Regions from separate parts of the Mus musculus genome. Here region 1 is linked to region 2. A link is a loop called in an ENCODE intact Hi-C map of the cell type or tissue named here. Cell type or tissue: left cerebral cortex. All regions are shown on one strand. Each heading gives the region's core, and the rest is flanking DNA. Links, peaks and the distances in the headings are about the cores only. Region 1 overlaps Prkg2 (protein kinase, cGMP-dependent, type II). Region 2 has its middle 11 kb from the start of Gm42123.

Region 1 (5,385 bases), core at 193-5,192, 120 kb before region 2:
TGCCCACAAGTCCTTCTTAGAGTCTTTGCTCTGTGAGTAGCGTCTTCTGCAGAAGGAGAATCAGGGTAAGGATGGACACTGTGGTATCACCCTCTCCTCCTGCTAAATGCCACGGCTTCCTCTCCTCTCTCTCCTCTCCCTGACTGTGAAGAGTAGTCCCCCTCCAGTGAGTTCTGTTGTTGTGCCTTCAGAGATAACTCAGGGAGCCATTTTGATTTAAAGATTTCTCTTCAGTGTACGGGAACGAGTAGAGACTATACTAAGGAGTTGATGAGCTTGAGGGGATGTAGAAATTATTGATAGAGTCTTGGTTGCCATTCAAACTTTTCTCAGCTCCCGCCTTTTGCTAGGGCTTCTTTCCTGCTTTTTGTTTGTTTGTTTTATTCCACAATGTATTCTTTTCTCAATGGGACATAATGTCTAGGAAGAGTAAGGTCTCACTCCCACAAGGGAATATTTGCATCTTTAAGGACCTCTTGTCTGGAAGGTATCGACTTCCTTAGACTTCTGCCTGGTACAGAAATTCAGTTCTGCGTTTTCCTTCTATAGAGACAATAAATCCATCTCTAGCCCCATCCTGCTAAAAGAGCCCTTTATGTACCTCGTGTCTCCCACATGTTTTGCATCACAATGGAATGCTTAGCAATCTTCATCATGACCCTAATGAGATGGAGATAAATATACCCATTTTATAGATACACAAGTGAAAGTGGAGATGCCATGTAACTTACAGGAGGTTGGGAGAGGGTGGGTTGCTTCCTTCCCTTGTGTATCTTGAATCTGTTGCTCAAGTTAAACTGGGCTTTTAATCTTAATGACATTTCTTATTACATCATCCACTGTCCTCTAATGTAAAAATGATTTTAATAACCTGTAGCTGCTAGACGGATGGAGCACCGTTCTGCAGCTCATTTCTCCTCTAGCTACCAATTCATATTTGAGAAATCGCTTACCCTAGTGACAGCTAAGCAGCATACAGTGTGAATCTAATCAGGCTTTATGTGGCCAGAGGCTTGAAACCTTGCTTTGTGGGGTAGCAAAACTTAAACAGGTGACAGGAGAGCTCATGCCAGTCTTGAAAGACCCAGGAACTTGTTTAAGTCAGTGAAAGGCAAGTTAGCTGCTCTTATCTCTTCCTGCTCCAGGGATTCTAAAGACCCCACAAGGTTTATACAGCTTCCAAGGTGACCTCAGGGAAACAGAGGAGATTGTGAGGGTTTCGTGCTCTACACTTAATCGTGCTTTAGGTTTGTAAGGTGACTGGATTGGCACAGATTTTGCTCTGTCCATATATAGCAATGACTCTTGACCTTTTCATATTTAGGGTGCTATAACTTTTTATTGTTAAATCCAAGCGTTAATATCCATGAGAGGATATGGATATACTCCACAGAGTATATGGTACTCCAGGCTCAGTAAACAGTTGTTTCATGAATACAGAATGAGTCATTAGTTCAATATTAAATTTAAATCTGTTTATGCTTGCCGTGCTCTCTATAAGAAAATGCTGTTGCCTCCTTACCACTTCCTTGGCTGAAAATGCTTGTCCACAAACCAAAAAAAAATCTGTCTAGAAAAGAGCTTAGGGCTGCATGACCAAGGCTCGCACATATGGTAATTTCAGAGAGCTCTGGGAATACCTTTCAGGATATCACTCAAGTTGATTCTTTCATGCCTCAAACTAACGTCTGATGAGTTGCTTATTCTGGATACGAGCCTTTTCGGGCTCCCTTCTTTAAATTCTTCTCTCCTCCATCTTTCAATGCGATGCTAATGGGTAAGAATAACAAATGATGCCCAGTGAACAGAAGCTTAAAGGTTAGATCCTCTCCATGTCTGCTGCTGTGGAAGCAACTCTGCATACTCCTAGTTTATTAATGGATGTTCCCAGCGAGAATCCAGTGCTGAAAGACGAATCACTTCCTGTTTCTGTCTTGATCTTGTGCAGCTTCCATTGGCTAGTTGTGCCTGTCTAAAATTTGGAGACTGTTAATTTTCCGCATCTAGTCAGCCTCCATAGAAGCCACGATTAATCTGGTAGAACTCGAGAAATCAAGTCAAGATCTTTGTTTCTCCCTGAGCTAGACATCTGAAGGGGGGAGCTGGGAAGTGCATGTTTGTAGACTTCAGTTTTGATCCTCCATTTCTGATTTCATAAAATCAGAGTTAATCCAGATGTTTTTCACAGTTGATATACAGTTCCCCAGACTAAGCCATCCAATACTGCAATGCTTGGTGTACTAAGACCAGTTAGTCAGGGCAGCATCTGCTGTACTTCAGCTATGCAAATTCTGCTGTTACGGGATTTTGCTCAAATAAGTTTATGACCTGCAGATGATTTACATTTAAAAATGATTTTGTTTTTCAATCTTTAATTATGTGTAGGCTCCTGTGAGTGCAGTGCTTATAGAAGCCAGAAGGGGGCGCTGGATCTCTGGAAGCTGGATTTACAGGTGGTTGTCAGCAGTTGGTACTCTTAACTGCTAAGCCATATATCTCCAGCCCTGATTTGCTTTTTAAAAATTTACTATTATTTATGTGAAATTGGCTTAGTAAACCTAAACATGCTACTTGATTTCTATTGAAATACTAATATCAATGAAAGAAAACGTTTTGGTACCAACCTTTTGAATTTATAGTAAATGTTAAATAAATACAAAGCTTTGGAACTAAAAAAAAAAAATACATGGCAAATCGACTAAAATATCTTTTATAACCCCTGATTTTCTTCTTGTACCCTGGTTAGTGATAACTTTGGGGTTTCCAAGAGGCTCTGTGTGTGTGTGTGTGTGTGTGTGTGTGTTTGTATACATGTGCATATACATGTCACTGTTTATAATACACTTGGAAGCTTTGAGACACAGGGGTCACTTCTCAGCAGCCATCCACCTTGGGTTTTTTTTGAGACAGAGTCTCTCACTGAGATCCAGGATTGGCAAATTAGGCTACACTTCCTGGCCACCCAACCCCAGGAATCTTACTGTCTCTACCATGCCAGCATGGGGATTAGAAGTTCTATGACTGTGCATAGAACTCGGGTCTTCATGCCTGCATGTTCAGCACTTTCTAAACTTATCTCCCCAGCCCTCATGTGAGGAGATATCCCCATCTCTTTTGCAAAGTATGTGTTGTTTATAAGTGTGTATGCATGTTCATGTGTTCATAAGTGTGTATGCATGTTCATGTGTTCATAAGTGTGTATGCATGTTCATGTGTTCATAAGTGTGTATGCATGTTCATGTGTTCATACGTGTGTATGCATGTTCATGTGTTCATACCCAGAATTCATGTGGGTACTAACTTAGTTCCTCACACTTGCTCGGCAAGCGCTTTACCCACTGTGCAATCTTTTGAGCCCTGAGATATTCTTAATGAAAGAATCGAGCATCACACCATGGACCCGCACTTTTTGCACAACTTAGTCTGGGGACCCAACGTGAAGGATGTAGAAGAAACTTCATACTGATGTTTTCTTCTCAGAGATCACGGCTTAAAGTTCTTAACACCAGCATTGGCAGAAAGACAACACTTACTAGTGTACCGGGCAAGAACACATTGCTAATAGAGCAACACAAGCTCTGTCTCTACCCTGTGCGGAATGCAGATGTGTTATTTCTAAATCAAGAGGAGTTTTTTTCTTTTTCTTTTTTTTTTTTTTTTTTTTACTGTAAGCCCAGTGGATGTGGTGGTAGTTGTGATAGTTTTCAAGCCTCTGTCAATGTGAATGCTCCTTTGCATTTAATCTCTGCCCTGGTGACATCCAAATCACAGCCCTGTTAGGATGTTTTTGACAACTATCCAGAGAGAACCGCTGGAAGAGAACAATAGGTGACTAGGGCTAGTTTTAGAAAATGCTCAGGTGTGACTCCTGTTCTGCTGGAAGGACTGGGAAGAATGAACCCAAATGCTAACCGCTCTCTATAGAGGGATAAAGGAACTCTGTCATTAGTTTCCTCTGTAGGAACGGAGGGTTTTATTGCTCATCAAAGGATGATGACTGCCGTGTGTCTGTTTATGAAGCAGACTGGGAAGGGGAGGGCCGTTAGAAAGTGGAACTCCACATGCTCACTGCCACGTCTGTGCCCTCCCTTAGGTCCCTGAGCAACATGGGAAATGGTTCAGTGAAGCCCAAGCATGCTAAGCACCCAGATGGCCATTCAGGGAACCTCAGCAATGAAGCCCTGCGGAGCAAGGTGTTGGAGCTGGAGCGGGAGCTGAGGAGGAAGGACGCGGAACTTCAGGAACGGGAGTACCACCTGAAGGAGCTTCGGGAGCAGCTGGCCAAGCAGACCGTGGCCATCGCAGAGCTCACAGAAGAACTGCAGAGCAAGTGCATCCAGCTGAACAAGCTGCAGGATGTGATCCACGTGCAGGGAGGAAGCCCACTGCAGGCCTCTCCCGACAAAGTGCCTCTGGATGTTCACCGCAAGACCTCAGGCTTGGTCTCGCTCCACAGCAGGAGGGGGGCGAAGGCTGGAGTGTCTGCAGAGCCAACCACCCGAACCTATGACCTCAACAAACCCCCCGAGTTTTCCTTTGAGAAAGCGAGAGTCAGGAAGGATTCCAGGTAAGAAGTTTCTGTGCCCTGTTCATGCAAGTGGCCTTCACAGTAGGGAAGACCAGCGAGGTGTCCACGAGGCTTCCTAGACAGCCCGGGGGCATGGAATGCTCAGTTGTGGGGATGGAGAGCTTTGTGGAGAAGGTGTATCTCGTATTCTACAGCTTTTCAGATCTGGAATTGCCACTGGATGCTGAGACAGGTGCGACTGAGGGGCAGGATTTGGAGGACACCATCTCTGTTCCCTTGACACTCCCAGAGGACAGAAGATCACTTAGGAAGTGCGCATGTCTGTTCTAATGAAGCAGATTTAACAATACACACAGAGCATAGTGGGGTGGAACAGGCCCAGCAAAGCTGGCTTCCTAGCCGCTGGTCTGTGAGAGTTTTGAGAAGGACCATGACGGGCGCTCCAGGGAGAATGATTTCAGCCATTCACTGCATGGTTCCTGTTGAATGCTCTTCCTGCCAGCCACCACGCTAGCTGCTTACCATAGACAGAAAGATCTCTCCATCTTGTGGAGAGAGAGAGCGCGCGCGCACACACACACACACACACACACACACACACACAGAGAGAGAGAGAGAGAGAGAGAGAGAGAGAGAGAGAGAGAGAGAGAGGGGAGGACTGTATAATTATTAATTGGGATAAATGACACAGTGAACAGAAGTGCTGTCAGAGGTGTTGAGGATTTTTGAGAGAAGTGGGGTTGTCATGGAGGTCCAGCTGATGGATGAGGTGACCTTTAGCTGAGACACAAAGGACAAAACTGGCAGAAATTAGGTAAAAAGAGCAAAGGGAATACATTAAAACCTAGAATTGATTT
Region 2 (5,385 bases), core at 268-5,267:
TTAGCTAAAGCAGTAAGAAGGAGAGCCAGGGGATACAAACTGGAAAGGAAGAAGCCAAAGTATCTTCATTTGGAGATGATGTAATCTTACAGGTAAATTACCCTTAAAACTCCACCAAGGAAGTTCTACCACTGGTAAACACATTCAGCTAAATCAACACACGAAAAAGCAATAGCCTGCCTGAATGCAAATGACAAATGAACTGAGAAAGAAACCAGGGGGGAAAGAAAAACACTTTTTACAATAGCCTCAAAAAAAAAGTATCTTGAGTTAATTAGAATCAAATAAGTGAGACTTCTACGATAAAAGCTTCATGCCTGTAAGAAAGGAATTGAAGGAGGTATCACAAGATGTAAAGATCATACTCATGGATAGGTAGGAGTGATAGAGTATGAATGTGCATCCAATGAAAAGCAATGTTTCTATAGTATCTTATTTATTATTAATATATTGTTATTTATTATTATCTATATGAGTGCTTTCTAATGAGAGTGAGCAAAAAAAAAAAGCTGTGACTTTATGTGGGTTGAAGGTGCAAAGGATCTGGAGTGAGATGGGGGGAGCTGTATTCAGAACATATCGTGTGAAAAATATATGTTTTCAATGTAAAAACAAATGAAATGAAAATAAAATTCTTGTTTCATATGCATTAAGGAAAGTAGTTTAAGAGGGAATTAGGCAAACTATCTGATTTAAAAATAGCATTAATACAGTAATTATTTAAATTTAACCAAAGAGGTTGAAGAAATGAACATGAAAAAAATACAGAACCTGATACCGAAGACAATATAACTACGTGGAAAGATAGCCTGTGATCATAAACTGTCTGAGCTGCCCATAGTGATAGAAGCTGTTGATGGTTTCTGTGCAGTCCCCATTGAAATCCCAAAGGCAGTTTCCGCAGAAATAGAAAAGAAAATTCTTTAACTCACATGGAACTACAAAAGACTTGAGCAAGAAAATCTTAAGAAAGAAGGAAAAATAAAACAGACTTTTGACTTTCAGAACCTTGCAGAAGGTAAACTGCAGTCACATGGCTTACCACGTGTGCAAGCAGACACATGGATGGATGGAACCAAATAGGGAGCCTTAGAACAACACACACTCATCCATCATCAATATTTAATAAGGGTGCTGATAATGGTTGATCTGGGAGGATAGTTTCTTCAGCAAATTGCATTCAAAATACTAGGCATCTGCATCCAAAAATCTATTTGTATTTTACCACAAACACAAAAATAAACTCAAAGTGAATTAAAGATTTAAGCAAAATCTGAAGTCATGTAAACCCTTAAAAGAACATATAGGGAAAAACTTAAAGTAACCAAACTGAAAGATCCCGAACGCTGCACACACTACAACGAGGTAGGAGGGCAGCACAGAACGGAGGGTGGGGGGCAGCACAGAACAGGGAGTGGGGGGAGGGGAATATTTGGAACTGCATTTATGGTAGTGGGGTGTTACTCTGAACCATGGCTCTCAACCATCCTAATACTAGGACCCTTCTAATATGGTTCCTCAGGTTGTGATGATCCACAACCATAAAATTATTTTTGTTGCAGCTTCATAACAGTAATTTTGCTGTTATAAATTGTAATGTAAATATTTGTGTTTTCTGATGGTCATAGCGACCCACAGATTGAGAACCACCGGTCTAAAGGATTCAAGCTTGTTAGTTCAGTAACACTAACAAGTCTCTTCAGTAGATATGAACTTACATTGTGTCTGTCTTTCACAGTGATCTGCAACACTGTATAACACCTTCCCAGGATTGGAAGTGCTGGCCCACGTTCTCCCTGACCTTCTGTCTGTCTGTTTTCACTTGTGATTGTATTTGGTAGCGTTGCATGAATATTTTTCTTATTCTGAGAACAATCAACACAAAAGAAAGGCAAAGAGGAACGAACATACTTTGTCAGCATCTGAGTAACACTACAAAACTTCACTGAAGACCTTCACCAACAAATAAATATCTCATGGCGGCCAAACTCAACCTTGTAGCCCCAGGACTAAACCTCTTAAGACCAATATGTCTTCCACACAGAAGTGCTACATTCGGCTGTACCAGAGCATCACAGCTTCATGCAAATGCTTGGCTATGATAAGCTGTGTTTGTGTCTCCATCTTATAACTGGACTCCCTCTAGTGGTACAAGAAAAAGCTAAGGTCTGGCTACTTGGATACAGAGACTTCAAACCAAAGTAAATGGACAGTGGTGGTTAAGAGGCATCGGCTGTTGTTGGAGGTTCTGAGAGATGAACTAAGTAATAGAATCTCAAGCTTCCACGGGAGGAACTCTGACACCTCTCTTTTGTGACTGCTTTTGCTGCCTTAAGCCTGCCCCATAGAAACAGTTGTTGTGAGGGGGGGACTTTATTGTTTGAATCCAGGAAGAATGATGAAGTGAGTACCGGTGGACGTTGGGAGAAATGTCTACTGTTTGACCAACAGCAGGTCCATGCGATGATGGTTGTGTGGGACCAGTTCCTGCTGTTTGAACTAAAATGGCAAAGCACAAAATTTTCTTCCTCTCCATCACGTATTTACTGCCAAGTGCTATGCTAGGTGCATTGTGGGACACCACAGGCTTACAGTTCAAGGGAAGAGATAACATTTTAGTGTAACTATCTAAAACACATGAAAGAAAGTGTTACATTTCATAGCCAGATGGGCACAAGAGTTACACCTACTGCACTGGGGATGAAGTATTGACTTCTGCTTGGTAGAATGACGAGACACCCTTCACACTGACCGGTAGCAGTGACCTATCTATCCATATCCATGCCTGTGTCTCTAACTTTTCCACAAACATATGCACACATATAGTTATACATATAAAGTCAATAAAAGAAACCCCTGTGCCTATAAAAAAATAGCTGGCCACTTGGGAAAAAATAGTTTTAATAAATATTCTTACATATGAGAACAAAAAATACCAACTTCTTACTAACAATAAAAGAACTAGAAGGCTTGGCGTGGTGGTGCACACCTTTAATCCCAGCACTTGGGAGGCAGAGGCAGGCGAATTTCTGAGTTCGAGGCCAGCCTGGACTACAGCGTGAGTTCCAGGACAGCCAGGGCTACACAGAGAAACCCTGTCTCAAAAAATAAAACAACAACAACAACAACAACAACAACAACAACAACAACAACAACAACAACAAAGAACTAGAGATAATAATGTGCAGCAAATGCTTTTCAGTTTACTAGAAATTACATAAATTAAATCTTTCAATTAGGTAAACTAATTTTAGTTACTATTTAACTATTTAGCTAACTAAACTAAGTGCTGTTGATAATGACAACCTAGAAAGTCTAGTTAAAGCAGTAAAGCTTAAAAGGATCAACATTTACTAGTAATCACACCGAATGTGTAGGTGGAGGGTGTGCTTAGAAGAAGCCGAATGATGTGGAGTCAGAATGGGAAAGACTTGAATTTTTTGGAATTTCATGAAAAGGAACAAGCTGCTACCTGATACAAGAGAGCATCTTTTGGAAATGGCAGGCACTTGGCACTCATGAAATCACAGAAATTTGGTTGGCTGCCCAGTGACCACGCCAGGTGGCAGGCTAATGAGAATGGGGAAAATTTTCCTCTAGATGAAGAGCTGCAGGCCGGCAATGGTTGCTGAAGGAGGCAGATCAGTTTCTTCAGGGTTGATTCTCCTGATAGGTTATCCAAGGAAAGAGCTCAGCCCTAAACACATGTGCGTACAGGCAGCAGTAATCAGACTCAATAGGTTGTGTAAAACACATATGTATATGTAACAATGATAATTGGAGAAGTGGAGGTCACGAGTTTGAGGAGTTGGGGAAGGAATGAAAAAGGGGGTGGGGAGCAAAAGGGAGGGGTGCAAATGATGTAAATACAATATCTTCCTGTATTAAATTCTCAAAGAAATACAAGTAACTTTTTACTTGTGTTTTAAATCTGGTCTGAGTCTGATAGGTCTGCCTTCATATGTTACTTGACAGTTTTCCCTTGCTGCTTTTAATATTCTTTCTTTGTTTTGTACATTTGGTGCTTTGATTATTATGTAATGGGGGAAATTTCTTTTCTGGTCTATTCTATTTGGAGTTCTGTAGGCTTCTTGTATGTTCATGGGCATCTCTTTCTTTAGGTTAGGGAAGTTTTCTTCTATAATTCTGTTAAAGATGTTTACTGGCCCTTTAGGTTGGAAATCTTTGCTCTCTTCTATACCTATTATCAATGGAGTGAGTGATCATATAGGACTATTTGAAGGGGTGGAGAGGTGGCTCAGTGATTAAGAGCACTGACTGCTCTTCCAGAGGTCCTGAGTTCAATTCCCAGCAACCACGTGGTGGCTCACAACCATCTGTAATGGGACCCAATGCCTTCTTCTGGTGTGTCTGAAGACAGCTACAGTGTACTCACATACTTAAAATAAATAAATAATTCCTTTTTTTTTAAAAGAAGTGTTTGTATAATAATCTCCTGGTAACATTCGGTGTAATAGCAGACAAAAGAGCTAACAACATCCAGCCCTAAGTATGTTGCCGTGTTGTGGTGGCTAAATAATTGGAGACAAACACAGAGCATCACATGAAAGAAAATCCATATGGTTGGATGTTATATCCATAACATTATCATAAAGAGTATTAATTTTAAAGTGAAAACAACTTACAGAAGAACACTGCGACACAGGATGACAACAACTCTGTCCACAGAGTAAACTGTGCACTCATTTGAATCAGCGTGGAAGCCTTTCCAGCAGCATTGAGATTATAGGAGCTTTCCTTACAGTTTTACCTTGCTCTGTTGTATACCCTGCCCCCACAGTTATGACAAATTGCTTTTATTAGCATATAGACCAATTAAGCGATTTTTATATGGAGAGAGAGACAGCTTAAGAGATTTACCAAAACCCCCATCAACGTCTCTTAACTACATTTTCCGTGAGGCTTCCTAACCCACACATGTAATTTCTTGCTTCGGTTTATCGTAGTGCTGAGGTCAATAATGGGAACAGCAAAGGGGTTCAATCCCTTCAAAACACAAAAGATCCAGTTCACTAGGGAAAAATGCTCTCTTCTGACCCTCTAGGCCCTGCAGTGAGGTTCCATACCTTAGGAGTTTAGAAAGAAACATGGAAGGACAGGAAGCCTCACTCAGAGGGGCATACCAACACATCTCCATGGTAAGAACACTACATTCTATACTTGTACATGCTGGTTCCATAGCATAGGTGCTACTCAGGTTCAAGTGTAAGAGCTAAGAAAATGGCTAGGGATTGCTGTCCCTACACAAGGAGAGGGTAGAAATGGCAGAGGAATCCATCGGCCTTATCTCTCTATACTTGAAGTCTCTCTGATTCCATCCTGTCTGTCCAATCATCATGCTAAGCTCTCAACTTCTCCGAGATA

What was found. Hi-C counts contacts between places; a loop is a spot of excess contacts. Peaks named below come from ENCODE experiments on the same cell type or tissue, not always from the same donor. Only the 100,000 strongest peaks of a DNase experiment are listed, where the experiment ranks them.
Region 1: it touches region 2 in a loop (2.3-fold over the local background); 5 of 42 quality-filtered maps call a loop at or near these places.

Annotation. Positions count from the first base shown.
Region 1 is chr5:99,023,576-99,028,960 of GRCm38, reverse strand. Prkg2 (protein kinase, cGMP-dependent, type II) reads left to right here. Exons shown (of 19, transcript NM_008926.4): 2 at 4,094-4,567. The coding sequence starts at 4,107. Among named protein-coding and RNA genes, the nearest start is that of Prkg2, 11 kb to the left of the region's middle. In left cerebral cortex, for the core only: a CTCF peak has its summit at 2,412 (motif pointing right); no DNase peak of the experiment used is centred there.
Region 2 is chr5:98,899,277-98,904,661 of GRCm38, reverse strand. No RefSeq gene overlaps it. Among named protein-coding and RNA genes, the nearest start is that of Gm42123, 11 kb to the right of the region's middle. In left cerebral cortex, for the core only: a CTCF peak has its summit at 2,155 (motif pointing left); a DNase peak (open chromatin) is centred at 2,143.